Linked DNA regions of Homo sapiens: region 2 is linked to region 1. A link is a contact called in ENCODE Hi-C or POLR2A ChIA-PET data. All regions are on one chromosome and are shown on one strand. The core of a region is the stretch at or near the end of the contact, and the rest is flanking DNA. Distances in the headings are between cores, read along the strand shown. Region 1 has its middle 41 kb from the start of LINC01107. Region 2 has its middle 36 kb from the start of LINC01937.

What was found. A loop is a pair of places that touch in the nucleus more often than their neighbours do. ChIA-PET counts read pairs that join two places held with the same protein, here RNA polymerase II (POLR2A). Pooled maps may share reads with other maps.
Region 2: a map of ascending aorta shows a loop between it and region 1 (4-fold over the local background). The contact joins two enhancer-like sites. A Hi-C loop is called at or near these places in 3 of 168 maps with a recorded cell type or tissue (PC-9, ascending aorta and prostate gland) and 9 of 50 pooled maps. POLR2A ChIA-PET finds 5 or more read pairs at or near these places in 1 of 52 experiments (MCF 10A).

Annotation. Positions count from the first base shown.
Region 1 is chr2:238,592,963-238,599,764 of GRCh38, forward strand. No RefSeq gene overlaps it. Among named protein-coding and RNA genes, the nearest start is that of LINC01107, 41 kb to the left of the region's middle. Within about 2 kb of position 4,334, at least 18 of the 41 ENCODE cell types and tissues checked have a DNase peak (open chromatin) inside an H3K27ac peak, as active enhancers do; they include ascending aorta, where a contact is called at or near this core.
Region 2 is chr2:238,680,749-238,686,797 of GRCh38, forward strand. No RefSeq gene overlaps it. Among named protein-coding and RNA genes, the nearest start is that of LINC01937, 36 kb to the right of the region's middle. RefSeq lists an enhancer at 3,074-4,273. Within about 2 kb of position 4,208, at least 7 of the 41 ENCODE cell types and tissues checked have a DNase peak (open chromatin) inside an H3K27ac peak, as active enhancers do; they include ascending aorta, where a contact is called at or near this core.

The sequences.
Region 1 (6,802 bases), core at 3,084-5,583:
ATAAGCTGAGCACTCCCAGGAAACAAACCTGTGTCTCAAAATTTGGTGTTAGCCTTTGATGGGAAAGAAAATGAATCAGTTTCTGCTTTTCCTTTGTTTCATTTCTATTTTTTTTTTTTTTTTTTTTGAGATGGAGTCTCACTCTGTCACCCAGGCTGGAGTGCAGTGGTGTGATCTTGGCTCACTGCAATTTCTGCTTCCCAGGTTCAAGTGATTCTCCAACCTCAGCCTCCTGAGTAGCTGGGATTACAGGCATGCACCACCATGCCTAGCTAATTTTTGTATTTTTAATAAAGATGAGGTTTCGCCGTGTTGGCCAGGCTGGTCTCAAACTCCTGACCTCAGGTAATCCATCCGCCTCATCCTCCCAGTGCTGGGATTACAGGCGTGAGCCACCACGCCCGGCCCTTTGTTTCATTTTCGAATTTGAATTATGATTGTAGGGCTCTGATTCCCCAAACCTTCACAACTTAAAACCAAGTGCCCATCTCACGTACCCCTCCTCCCCCAGCAGCCGGGGCCTCCCTCCCTCCTGGCCACACTCTGTGGCACGACCCTCTGAGCGTGGTCTTCCCTGTTAGTGGGGCAAGCCCTGGAGGCAGGGTCTGTGTCTTGCTCTCCAGGAATGGCCTGAATCTCCTCAAGTCCTAGCCCAAAACGTGATTCACAATCTTGGCTTAAGGTAATCCTAATGCTTCTAGAATGTTCTTCAAATGCCTGGCACTTTCCCACCTAAATTATCCCATTCCATCCTTTCAGCCAGCTTATCAGGTGAGCACTACTATTCCTCCTATTTTATAGATGAGGACGCTGAAGCGCAGAGAGGATAAGAAACTTGCTCAGTGACACACAGCTGGTGAGGGGGATCTGGGTTTGAATTCACACCTTCGGGCTCTAGTGTCAGTGTTCTGAACGTACACCCAGCAGTGCCTCTGACATGATGAACGGATGAGACGTTCAGTGAGGAGGGAGAGCAGGCACCAAAAGCCTGTATCGGCTATAACCAAGTAAGAGCAGCCTTGCTAAGTAGCAGTCGGTCTAGAAATCAGTTCTATTCGAAGACTCCTAATTGGGCTTTTCTGGGTGATGATAACCTTCTTGGTAAAACTGAACCCCAAGTTCTTTGGCCTGGTTGCCATTCCCTGGCTAGCACCACGTATTTACGCCTTTGTGCCTTTTCACATGCCTCGGCTTCTCCTTGGAAATCCTGTTCATATCACCCTTTTCTTCTGCAACTGAAACTTGCTATTTGTCATTCTGGGCTTAGCTCTGATTTCACCAGTTCTGTGGCTCCATTCTTAGCCATCGCATCCCTTCTCCTCTCCTTGGTCTCTCAGTCACGTCTCCTACCTCAGTTGAAATTCTTCCCACTAGTCTTGAGCGTAAATTAGTTCAACCATTGTGAAAGACAGTGGGGCAATTCCTCAAGGATCTAGAACCAGAAATACCATTTGACCCAGCCATCCCATTACTGGGTATATACCCAAAGGATTTCCGATAAATCATTCTACTATAAAGACACATGCACACCTATGTTTATTGCAGCACTATTTACAATAGCAAAGACTTGGAACCAACCCAAGTGCCCATCAGTGATAGACTGGATAAAGTCTACCCCTCTTCCAGAAAGTTTGTGAATAACCCACCCCTTATTTAGCATATAATTAAGAGTGGGTATAAATAGAGCCAGCCAGCAACCCACAAGTGCTACTCTGGGCCCCTCTGCCTGTGGGATAGCCCTGCTCTGCCAATGAAGCAGCCATCTTGCTGTTCACTACGCTATATAAACTTGCTTTCTTTCACTGTTGGCTTGCTCTTGAATTCTTCCCTGAATGAAGCCAAGAACCAACTCAGGCTGAGCCCCCGTTTTTGGGTTTGCCTGCATCACCTGCAGTGGAGATGGTTGGTTGTTTACCAAAATCATTTCTCCCTTCTCTCTGGACATACTGCTGGACTACATTTCCCATCCAACATGACAGGTGGGCACGGCCTGACGACTGGATTGTCCAACAAAACACAGAAAGTGTAGACAAGAGAACAGCAGAAAGTGACGCCTGCAGCCACAGAGATGTGCTCCCAGTCTCCCTCTTTTCTGACTGCTGGGGGTGCACACCACAGCGAGGCCCAAGGGCTGTGATGGAGGCCTAGGATGGAAGGTGGCTGGTCCCTGAATTACTTCTAGGAGAGGCACCATCTGCTGAGCAGGAACCCCTGCCTGGGACAGTTGCAAGAACAAGAAATCAGCTCCTTTTGTGCCAGAACCAGTATGCATGTTGAGGTCCAATCCTACAGTTAGTGATGTGGTAACAGAAATGAGCTTTGTGCTTCCATGCCCTGGGCAACTGCAGGCAGCTGAGGCCCCCATCTGCAGGTGGTCTCTGCAGGCAGAGGGTTTCTGGTGAAGGGCCCTATGGGGTTTCTGATGAGGGCCCCACAGAAACCAGAATCTCTTCCCTGCTGCTTATTTCAAATTCTGCTCGGTTGTCCCTTCCAGGCCAGGCGGGTAATCTTGCTTGTGGCCACACTCCTCTTCCTGGGACCTGAGCCTGCCCTCCTGCTCCTGAGTAGTTCATTGTGATGCTGTCTGCTGTGGCTGTGGAGTGCTACGCGCTGGCCAGCCTGAGGGCGACCTGTACCGCCTTGGCCAAACCCTTTACCCCACTGAGAGATACCTCCCTCATCTGCAGCGAGAGTCCCTACCTTGTAGGGCAGTGTGAAGGATGTCCTGAGATGGTCAGGACTTAGCACCCTGTAAGCACAAGAGCTGTTCTTGGTGGCGTTATGATCACACCCACAGATAGGGCCTCAGGCAGGCCTCAGTGTCCTCCTGGCTGGCCACGTGCTACGGATGTCCCCATGCACTTGATGTGTCAGCAGCAGAAGGACCTTCAGGAGGAGGCAACGATGGGATGAGACGAGGCTCAAAGGAGGATGTTGCCGCGCAGAGACGTTTCGGGAATATGAGGCAGGTCACCACCTATGATTCTTGTGGTAGTGGAGGAATGGTGGCGGCTGTCATTGTGACACCCACTTTAGAGACAGGAAACTGAGCTTCAGAGAGGGGGAGTCCAGGCCCCACAGCACACAGCCAGGAAAGGGCCGGGCAGAAGGGGCTTTGGGTTTTAACCTAACTCACCCCGACTGCCTGCTTCTTCACCCAGCCATCATGGAACGTCTCTGTGCCTCTTCCCTGCTCTCGTGGAGGCCTGGGTCAGGCAGCTGCCCAGAGGCAGACGTGCACTGTGACCCTAGAAGACTGTTCCAGACAGGCCAGCCCAGGCAGAGACAAAACAGGGACCTGCTCCTCATTGGTGTCACGACCAAATGCAGGGGATTTGCTAAGGGAGGCGCAGCCATGAATTGGGAGCCAGCTTCGTGCTCTGCCACTCCTTCTTGCTAATCCCTCGAAAATCCAATCAGAGCTGTTTCCCTCCATGAAACCAACTGGACACAGCACATACTGGCCGGACCTCTGCCAGCATGGAGTGGATCTTTTTTCTGTTTAAAGAACCAGGTTTCAAATGTTCTTAATAAAACGTTTATATATATCATGCAGGGTGCAAATAAATATTTTAATATAATTGGAAGAATGTAGAGAATTGTAAAAAGTTATGGAAGTTTTACTTCTGATTGGCCAAGACTCAATAAACTCTGGTTTGATGTACTCTAATTTATAGGCGTGCAAAGCCAACTCTTTGGCATCAGAGAGGCCGTTAACGTTGTAATGATGTTTAAACGCTGACAAATGAGCTGCTTGGGCGGCACCTTCAGCCCTGAGAATGGAACTGTTGGAGCTGGAGGACTTGCCTGTCCCCAGCTTTCTCCCTTCCTCCCGTGCTGGTGGAGCAGGTTAAGGGCAGGAGGACTGTTCATTGGGGCGACTGCTCCCCATCGGTTGAGGGGAGGGCACAAAGGGGACCCATGGCTTCTTTTTCACTGTTGTCCCTAATTATGGTCTTTCTCATTAAAATAACAAGGACCATTTCTGCTAGAAACGCTGACACATGTTTTTACTTTTCTGGGCCGATGGAAACCACATGTAGAATCCATTCCTTCCTTTTTTCCCTCCAAAATGCAAATGGAAGAGCTGGTCCAGGGGGTCCCCGGTTGCCCAGCCCTGAACAGAGGCTTGGGGAAGCCCCCTACTCCCACGCCAAGACGTGACTTGCGCTTCTCTGGGCACTTTGTGCCAGCCCTACCAGGGAGTGCTGCCCCGCTCCCCAGGTCTCCCTCTGCTTGCTGGCACTGGGCACTCCCAGCAGGCATAACCCGAGCAGAGCTGAGTGGTTATTTATAAACTCTCTTGAATGCCAAAGCGCCAGGAACAATCCATTCCCCCCGTTTGCAGGAACATACTTTCAGCATAACTCATCACTTTGAAGATGGGTCCAAACTTTTGTTCACATTTATTGACAGGAAGTTGTTTTTCAAAGCTCAAGTCAGCAGGCAGGCCCCGGGCCAAGAGGCTCCGCCACCTCAAGCTGGCGCGGCTCTGAGGGCCCATAAATTGTGTTAGCCTCCCACCCACCCCTCTCTCTCCCTTTTTCCGCTAGAATTTGCCCAGAGGTTGAACATTACGTTTTCCCTTTGTAAAGTTTCTTCTTAAACTTTTTCTTTCTTTCTTTTTTTTTTTTTTAAGAGAAAATCACCTATTGGAAGTGTTAAGAGGTTCTTTTCCTCTCTGAAATTCTAACCCTTTATGGTGCTCTTGAACTTCCTCTTTCCCGCATAAGCCACTCTGAGCCCTCCTTACTGCATGAAATTTCTCGGCCAAGGGTCCTCCTTCTCATCCCCCTACTTGAGCCTTGAAGCAAGAATGTCCTCCCGGGCTCTAAGAGCTCTGCCTCTCCCCAGGCCTCTCTCCCCTCAACTGGGAATCAGGAATCCTAGGGCAGGTTGTCCCAAGGCCTGGAGGGGCCATCAGGCAGGAGGACTCAGTGATGTGGGGTCTCCTGTGGCTTCTTAGCTCTCTACTCACCCCACACATTTACCCTTTGGGGCTGACCTGGGTGTCCATGACTTATAGATCTAATCCTCCCCCAACATCCCACTAATGTTCCCAAATTGTCCCGCCCCCAGTGGGACCCCTCCATTCCCCTTTAAATAGACTCTTCTCCCTACAGCCCTGAGCTCTTCCAGTTACCCCAACCAGGGACCTGGGGGTCATCCCAGACCTCTCCCAGATTCCTGCCCCTGGTTGGGCACTGAGTCCTAAGTGTTTCTGTACCAAATTTGTCTTCCTACCCCTTCACCACTGCCTGGTTTCAGGCCCTGCTCCATTTTCGGGGTCACTCCCAGACCTCGGCAGGCCAACTTCTCTGTGTCCCAGATGCCTTTTCTGTAAATCGGGGCAATGTCAGTGCCCACCCCACTGCGTGGTGGCAAGCATTTCATGGGCTCATGTTTGCAAAGCACGCAGGATGGCTCTGGGCATCTTAAGTGCCACAGGTTGTTCTCCTGCTGCCGCTTTTCTTGGGTCTCTGGGTCACCCTGTCACTCTGAGTCAGTCCATTCCTTATGCAGCCACCGAGAGGACCTTGAAACAATGCACAGCACATTCTGCCATGCCTGTGCTTGAACCCTGTGCCCGCTCTCAGTTCCCCGTGGGATCCCCCATCCCTGGCTCTGCCTGTCTGCCTCCTGTGCCCCGCTGTGTCCAGGGGCTCTGGCCTTTGGAGTTGGCCTTGTTCCTTTCTGTTTCTCCCCTGGTCATTCCCTCCCTCTCCTTCCCTGTGAGCCCCTCTGGAAGGTGTTCCTGACCCTCCACTGTCCCTTCTACCCTGTCCTGGCTCAGAGGCCCTTGCCTACCCCCACACAGGCGTGCCGTGTACTCTGCCACGAAAGCTGCAATTCTTTCTCACGATCTCTGTGTTTTCCTGCGTTTGGAGACAGGGTCTGTGCCTCAGGGATCTCTGGGCCCACGGTGCCCAGCACAGATTATGGGCATAGTAAATAAATGCTCATCTAAAACGTGTGAATGACAAAGACCAGGAGACAGACCATGGCGCATGCGTGAGTTAGGAATTTCCCCCATGACGTCACCTCTTTGACTATTCTGATTTTGTCTAGTGATGGGTCAATCCATTTTTTGGTTTTTAACCTTGACAAGAGCCCAAATACCAAAATGAACTGTCTCTGTGTACTGATATCATGTGAAACTTTTCAAACCCAGGAAGCATTGGAAGCTCACACTTTTAGTGGGACCAGGGAGGAGAAGGGAGAGAGGGACATGAGGGAAAAAGGTGAATGGGTCCATTTTGTCTTGGAAGAAATAGGAAACGCAGCAGTCCGTGGAGGAGCCTCAGGGGCCCAGGTGTGGAAGAGAGTGCATGAGGCTTGGATCTGCAGGGGTGCTGCCCCGCGTGGGTCTGCCCGGGAGTCCTGAAGTCCTTGCTGCTGGAGAAGAGGGGTTGTTCTGGAGCTAATGGCATTGGAGCAGTGAGGTCAGATTGCAGGGACTAGGCACAGCCAGTGCTGGGAGGGCTTTGCCCTTCCCGCGGCTTTGTGCATTTGTTTTCAAATACAAGTAATAAGACTCTGGGCTGTTTGGAGCCCTCACTGGAGCCCCTCAGACCAGGAAAGGAAGAGCTGCCGGAGGCAACGGATACTAACCCAAGCTAGTTGATGCCTAACTAAACACCTGCATCTTGGTTTGTTTGTGTGGGAAGTGATGGTTGGACCAGGTGGTCTCTGGCACCTTGTGGGGGTGCCTCACCAGCTGCAGGGCAGGGCTCCAGGCTGGCAGAGCCTGCAGATGTCCCCACCAATGCTGTAGCGATGGGCTGCCACGGATGCTGGGGCA
Region 2 (6,049 bases), core at 2,958-5,457, 88 kb after region 1:
TCAAGGGTTAAATGAATTTGAAGTTTTGCTAGGTATTTTGAAATTCCTCTCCATAGGGGAATTTGCATTTTGCATTCTCATCTACAATGTATGAGAGTGACCATTTTTCCAGCCTTGCCAAAATATTTTGTCCAACATTGTAAAACCCAACACAGTTTCAAATCCAACAGTTTGATCACTGTGCTTTGAAAAACCCTGGAATGTTTGATTTAACATACCTATAACCTTTTAATATACAAATAACTAAATAACTTGCAACTTGAACGAACACTTAATTATAGAAATTAACAAGTTAATGAAAAGGACAGGAACTTTAAACACATACATTTATAAAAAACAACTTGAAGAGCGAAGTGCACTTTCTACCTCCATTGAGGGCATCATCATTTCTTATAGCATGCTGCCCATCTTGCAACTGTCCTTGTTGTTGGGTCCAGTCGATGCTCTTGCCTTACTTCTGACTCTTTACAGCTTCCCCTTGCAGCTGCTTACGATTATCACCTGGGAGCCTAATCCTTTCCTTAGCAGGGCCCATAATCACTCCTTTATTTGGGAATCTGGACTTGTACCTTCTGATCTTTCCACTTGTCCAGATTTCCTTTTGTCCTGCTGTGCACAGCCCCATGCTTTCTGCTCTACCTTCTCCCTTCTGCCATCCCTTGCTTCATGTGCCATTCTGCCTTGAACCATATGGGGGGCACTGGAGACACCTAGATCCTGGGGACTCCAAGTCAAGGGCATAGGTCAGAGTAGGAATATGCCTTACCTACGTCTGTGGTTCTGCCAGTGCTGATGTTAAGTTTTACCTTAGCCTATGTTAGCCATCTATCATTTCCACCGTCAGTGTTTTCACTTAAAACTCCATGTTTTTCCTTCATGCTTATTTCCAGTATCAATTTAAGATTACAAAATGAATTCATGGTCATTGTAGAATATTTGGAAAATAAAATATAAAATTACAGAAAAAATATATGAGTGCAATGACCAGATGTGGCATTTAATATCTTGCATGTTTTCTTCTGAGTATTTTCTATGCTTTTAAACATAATTGAGATAATAGTGCACATGCATATTTTTATTCTTCTTTTTTGTCTATTTATTGCTGTTTCAGAGAGCACATGGTTTTATTTATTAATGGCACTGTTCTTTTTCATAATTTCTTGATTTATTTTTTATTCTGTATTATTTCCTTCCTTTTGTATTTTCAAATTAGAAATATTTGTCCCCTTTTTTTACTGTCTTAGTTGAATGTATAGATGATTTATTGTTATTATTTTTATTCAAAATGAAATTTCAGAACTTATTTTTCTTACCCCCAAAGTAATAGATTTTTACCGAAGTCAGAAAATATAGTAGCCAAACCAATGATAATCCCACTCACTGAGAAGCAACTGCTGGTAGCTTTCAGAGTCTATTTATGTTTAAGTATGCTTTCCCACTAAAAGTTTCACTTATGATTTCACCTAACTACATTTTATGAACATTTTCAATACCAATATATGCATTGCTTCAACATTGTTTTAATGGCTACATACTATCTTATTGTGTAAAATTTTTATTTAATTGAATTCATGTTTCTAGATGGTTGTTTCTATTCTCATACTTCCTCCTTAGAAACAGTTTTGTTATTAACATCTTTTGTGATATATTTTTTGGACATGGCTTACATTTGGAGAAAAAGAGTATTGAATTTCTAGAAGTAGAATGGGCCACTTCATGGGCTAAAGCAGCAGTCCCCAACCTTTTTGGGACCAGGGACCGGTTTTGTGGAAGACAATTTTTCCACAGATGGGGCTGGGGGATGGTTTTGGGATGATTCAAGTGCATTACATTTATTATTAGATTCTCATAAGGAGCTTGCAACCTAGATCCCTCACATGTGTAGTTCACAATAGGGTTTGCACTCCTATGAGAATTGAATGCCACTGCTGATCTGACAGTAGGCGGAGCGCCGCTAGCCCACCACTCACCTCCTGCTGTGCAGCCAGGTTCCTAACAGGCTGTGGACCAGTACTGCTCCATGGCCCAGGGACTGCGGACCCTTGGGCTAAAGGGCCTATTTTTGGAGCTTCTACTGCATGTGTGTATTGCCAGTCTTCAGTTCAGAATAATTTTCATGTCTACCTAGTCTTCAGGATAGTATTGATTTGCCTTCTCACGTTTTTCACCAATCTGGGACACTACATTTCATAGACCTTTCCTTTATCGTAGGAAAACATGTCATTTAAAAAAATTATTAATGAGATTAAACTTTCCCCTACTTTATATAGTATGCATATTCGTGTGCTTAGCACACCTTATTCCATAGCTTATTGAATTTTAAATGCAATCTCTATATGAAGACCATTAACAATTTGTATTTATATTGTTTCCATTTCATCATTTCCCTTTTTATTTCATCGTTGACATAAAGAAGTCTTACATGTTTAGGTTGACTTATCTATCAGTTTTTCTCTTACAGTTTTTGCCTTGGGGTCACCTTGAAATTCTCCATCCCATCTATGGTCATATAAATATTCGATTATCATCTATTTTAAGAGTTTTATAATCTTTTCTTTAATATTTAATATGTTAATCACAATTGAAATGATTTTAGTTTAAGACACAGATTAATTATAAATGTTAGTACCTAAACTCCACTTAGTAACTAACTCATGCTTTCCCCATTGATTTGCAATGCCACCATTACTGTGCATTCACTGTCTTTACATAGATATAGCATAGGAAGCCCTTGGAAATTAAAGAACAAACTTGAGTCAGAGGTGTAAGAAGTAGCTGTGAAGTTTCACCTGCAATCATCTCTGGGATTCAGGATGTATTTCCTCTGGGAAATGCAGGGCTACTCTCTGAGTGTCCGTCATACCTGGGGCACGTCTTCCTGGTCCTCAGTTCTTCCTGGTCCTCAGGGCATGGTCAGTGGTTGCTCAGTTGATCCTGACTCCAGCCTCTTCATCTTCAAACCAGTATCAATTGTCTTTCTTTTTCTTCTTCCTAGGTTTAGATTTCAAGGTTCCAGAGGGTGAGATTCATTTTTTTTCCTCCCACAACCTAACCACCCAATGCACAAACCCCCTTTCTTAGGATGGGCTCCCCCAGTAGCAGCCCCTGAGACAAGGATTTGAGCACAAGTAATTATTTTGAGGGTGATTCCAGGAAGCACTGTTGGGTGAATGCAGAATGAAAGATCGGAAAAATGCAAGAAGGAGCATCATTGACTGCTGTGGGGGCTGGGCCCAATCCCACGGGGGACCTCCGGCCAATTATAGAATGTGCATCAGTGTTGGCCAACCTGAGGAGTAAGAAAGTTGGGGTCTTTACCCACCAACTCTTGTCAGTCACTGGGTGAGGGTTGTTCCCAGGGGTGCCTTTAACTCCCTGGTATTTCTGGCTTGATCCTCCTTGCAGAGAAAGCCTTAAGACAGAGCTGCAAGCACCTCCAGTTGGAGGCCGCGGGGGCCTATGGGCAGGTCACCAACTGTGACTGCTGAAGTCCACCCCTTGAAAGCATCCCTGACTGATTGTTGTTCAGCTCCCACTGAAAATGCTTTCAAGTTGGGATAATTCGAGATGGACTTTGGCATGGGTGGGCAACTCTCTTTAGAAAGTCTTTCCCTATACTGAGCCCAAAATGTTGTTCATAAATCTTCCACATGTTGTTCGAATTCTGCCATCTGGGGGAAAAAAGTGTAAAAAATATTTTCCAGACATATTTGAGAAATTACCCAGAAACACCAGACTTGACCCTCTTGCACAAACTAGGGCATAATACTAAGTTGCACAACTCTGAATGTCTGCCTCATCCTCTATGTTTGTCCATTGTTGTCATTGCTTAGAACAGCCAGGATGACGCTTGTGCGGGTGGAGGCTAAGGAAAGGCAACTAGATTCTACTTCAGTAGTGTGGGTGAGGAGAAGGTCAACTTAGCCAATGAGCACCTTGATTATGTCAGTTGCTCCAGGGAGTTGGGGAAAAACATACACGGTCTGACTAATCCATGAGTCATATGAATGTTTATTCTCATTTTCAGATTTTTAAAAACTCACAAATGCTTCCCTCCCACAAGCAAACAGTTGCCGTTTTTTGTTCTAGAAGACTGTAGACCAGCCAATTCTATCATAATTTTAATCTCTTACCACATACTAATGGAATACATGCATTTAATTTGGCCTAGAGCAAGATGGGCTCCCAAGGCAAAATCTGACTTGAATCTGTTCCCTTCCTTTCTTCACAAGCAAATCCCAGGAGGCAGTTGCAAGGAGCTCAGCACTCAGAGCCACCCCTTGACAAGTTCACAAGCCAATGATGCTGGGAAGGAATTTACACTTTGCATTCGCTGGCTTTTCTTCAAATATTTGGGTGGAGCACTTGCATCTCGTATTTTAGTGACAAGGAGGGTGATAAATGAGATCATAAACTAAGTTCTGTTGTCATCACTTTACCAAAGTTGAGTAGGATTAATTACAAAGAATCTGAGCTGAGAGTACCCCTCAAGGTCAGAAGTTGACTGCAGTGGCCTTCAGTCTTGCAAGACGTTCCATGAAACCAGAAGAATCTTATTTCTACCATTTTAGTTGACTCACATTCACAGGTCAGCAGGGAGACCTGAGTCTGGAATTTGGAGTTAATTTCTGGCCTAGGAATTAGAGGCCAGGCTGCACAAACCTGCAATAGGAAGATCTAATTTACAAAGGCAATCCCATCCTCCCTGGTAGTGTGCACCTGCATCCTCGGCCCCTAACACATGTGTTCCCAAGGCCACCTTCTCCATGAGCCCCGGACTCTCCATCACCCCACAGCTGGGCACTGCTGCTGGCTAGATCTCCAAGCTCACTGGACTGAGCAGGGCTGGGTTCGCAGTGTGGGCCTTGCTCAGAGGAATTGCAGAGGTGTCCTGAACACTCTTGAGTTCTGTTGGTGATGAGATTGGCTGCTTGTTTTCGAGAACTGAGAGTTTTCATTCATGTTGTCAGTCTCATTCATTATCTATTTTTTTATTAAAAAATGGAAATTTCATTAACTCAAAATGAAAATGTCCATTGCCATACATTATTGGGGACAGATGTTCAATTTCAAAGCATGCATAAGTGTACTGTATTTTCCAACAGGGGGTAGGAGCCAGACACTCCTAAGAGCCCTTGCCAATCAGCAGCGCCCCCTGCCCCACACCCACTGCCAACACACACACTGTGGCCAGATTTGCTGTCATGGAGCCCAGAGTCCTGGGATCTAAAGGGGGTCATCTGCCTGGCCTGACCTCAAATCCTACCCTGATGCTGTCCTCAAGAATGGGTGTTTTCTGAGGTTCGGTGTCTGTCTGTCTCTGCCCTGGCTGCCCTTTCTCCCTCCACAGCCCCATCTATCTCCTGATGAACACTTTCTGTTACACTCGGCCACCCTCCTCAGCCTCAGCCGAGAGGATGGGGTGAGAGGAGAGGACACAGATAATATATACAGTCTATTATATCTCAGCTATAATAGATAAAATTTTCACAATAATGACCCCCTAACTTGTGTGACCAGCCCCCAGGCTAAAGTGATCTTGGGCCAATGGCACTAATAGCTGTCAGGCAGTGGGATGGGCTACTTCTTGAGCTGGAAATGGTGCCACTGCACGGATCTGTGGTGCCTTCATGGCAGGCACATGACACCTATGCAGCCCTGGCAAACAGCAGTGTCCTCAAGGGAACTGTCTCTCTCTGCGACGTCTGGGTAGGGGCACCGTGACATGCCACAGGGAGCGGTACTCCATGAGAGCAAAGGACACATGTAGGCTTAGCAAGGAAACTCACCAGTGTGACCTCAGTGTTCAGAGAGCAGGTGCGAAATCGGCTTCATGAGCTGCCTGAGTCAAGAGTAGCTCAGGGCTGATGGATGCCCATGCACCATGATGAGGTTATCTAGAACAGAAAATACAAGCATAGCTAGAGATGAAAGAAGGAATAAGAAAACACATACGGGAAGGACTGCTAAGAGGCAGGAAGAGACACAAAGGGGGCCTGGTGTGAGGAGGAAATGTGGTTTTGAAGTCAAAGACAGTCACTCCAGAATT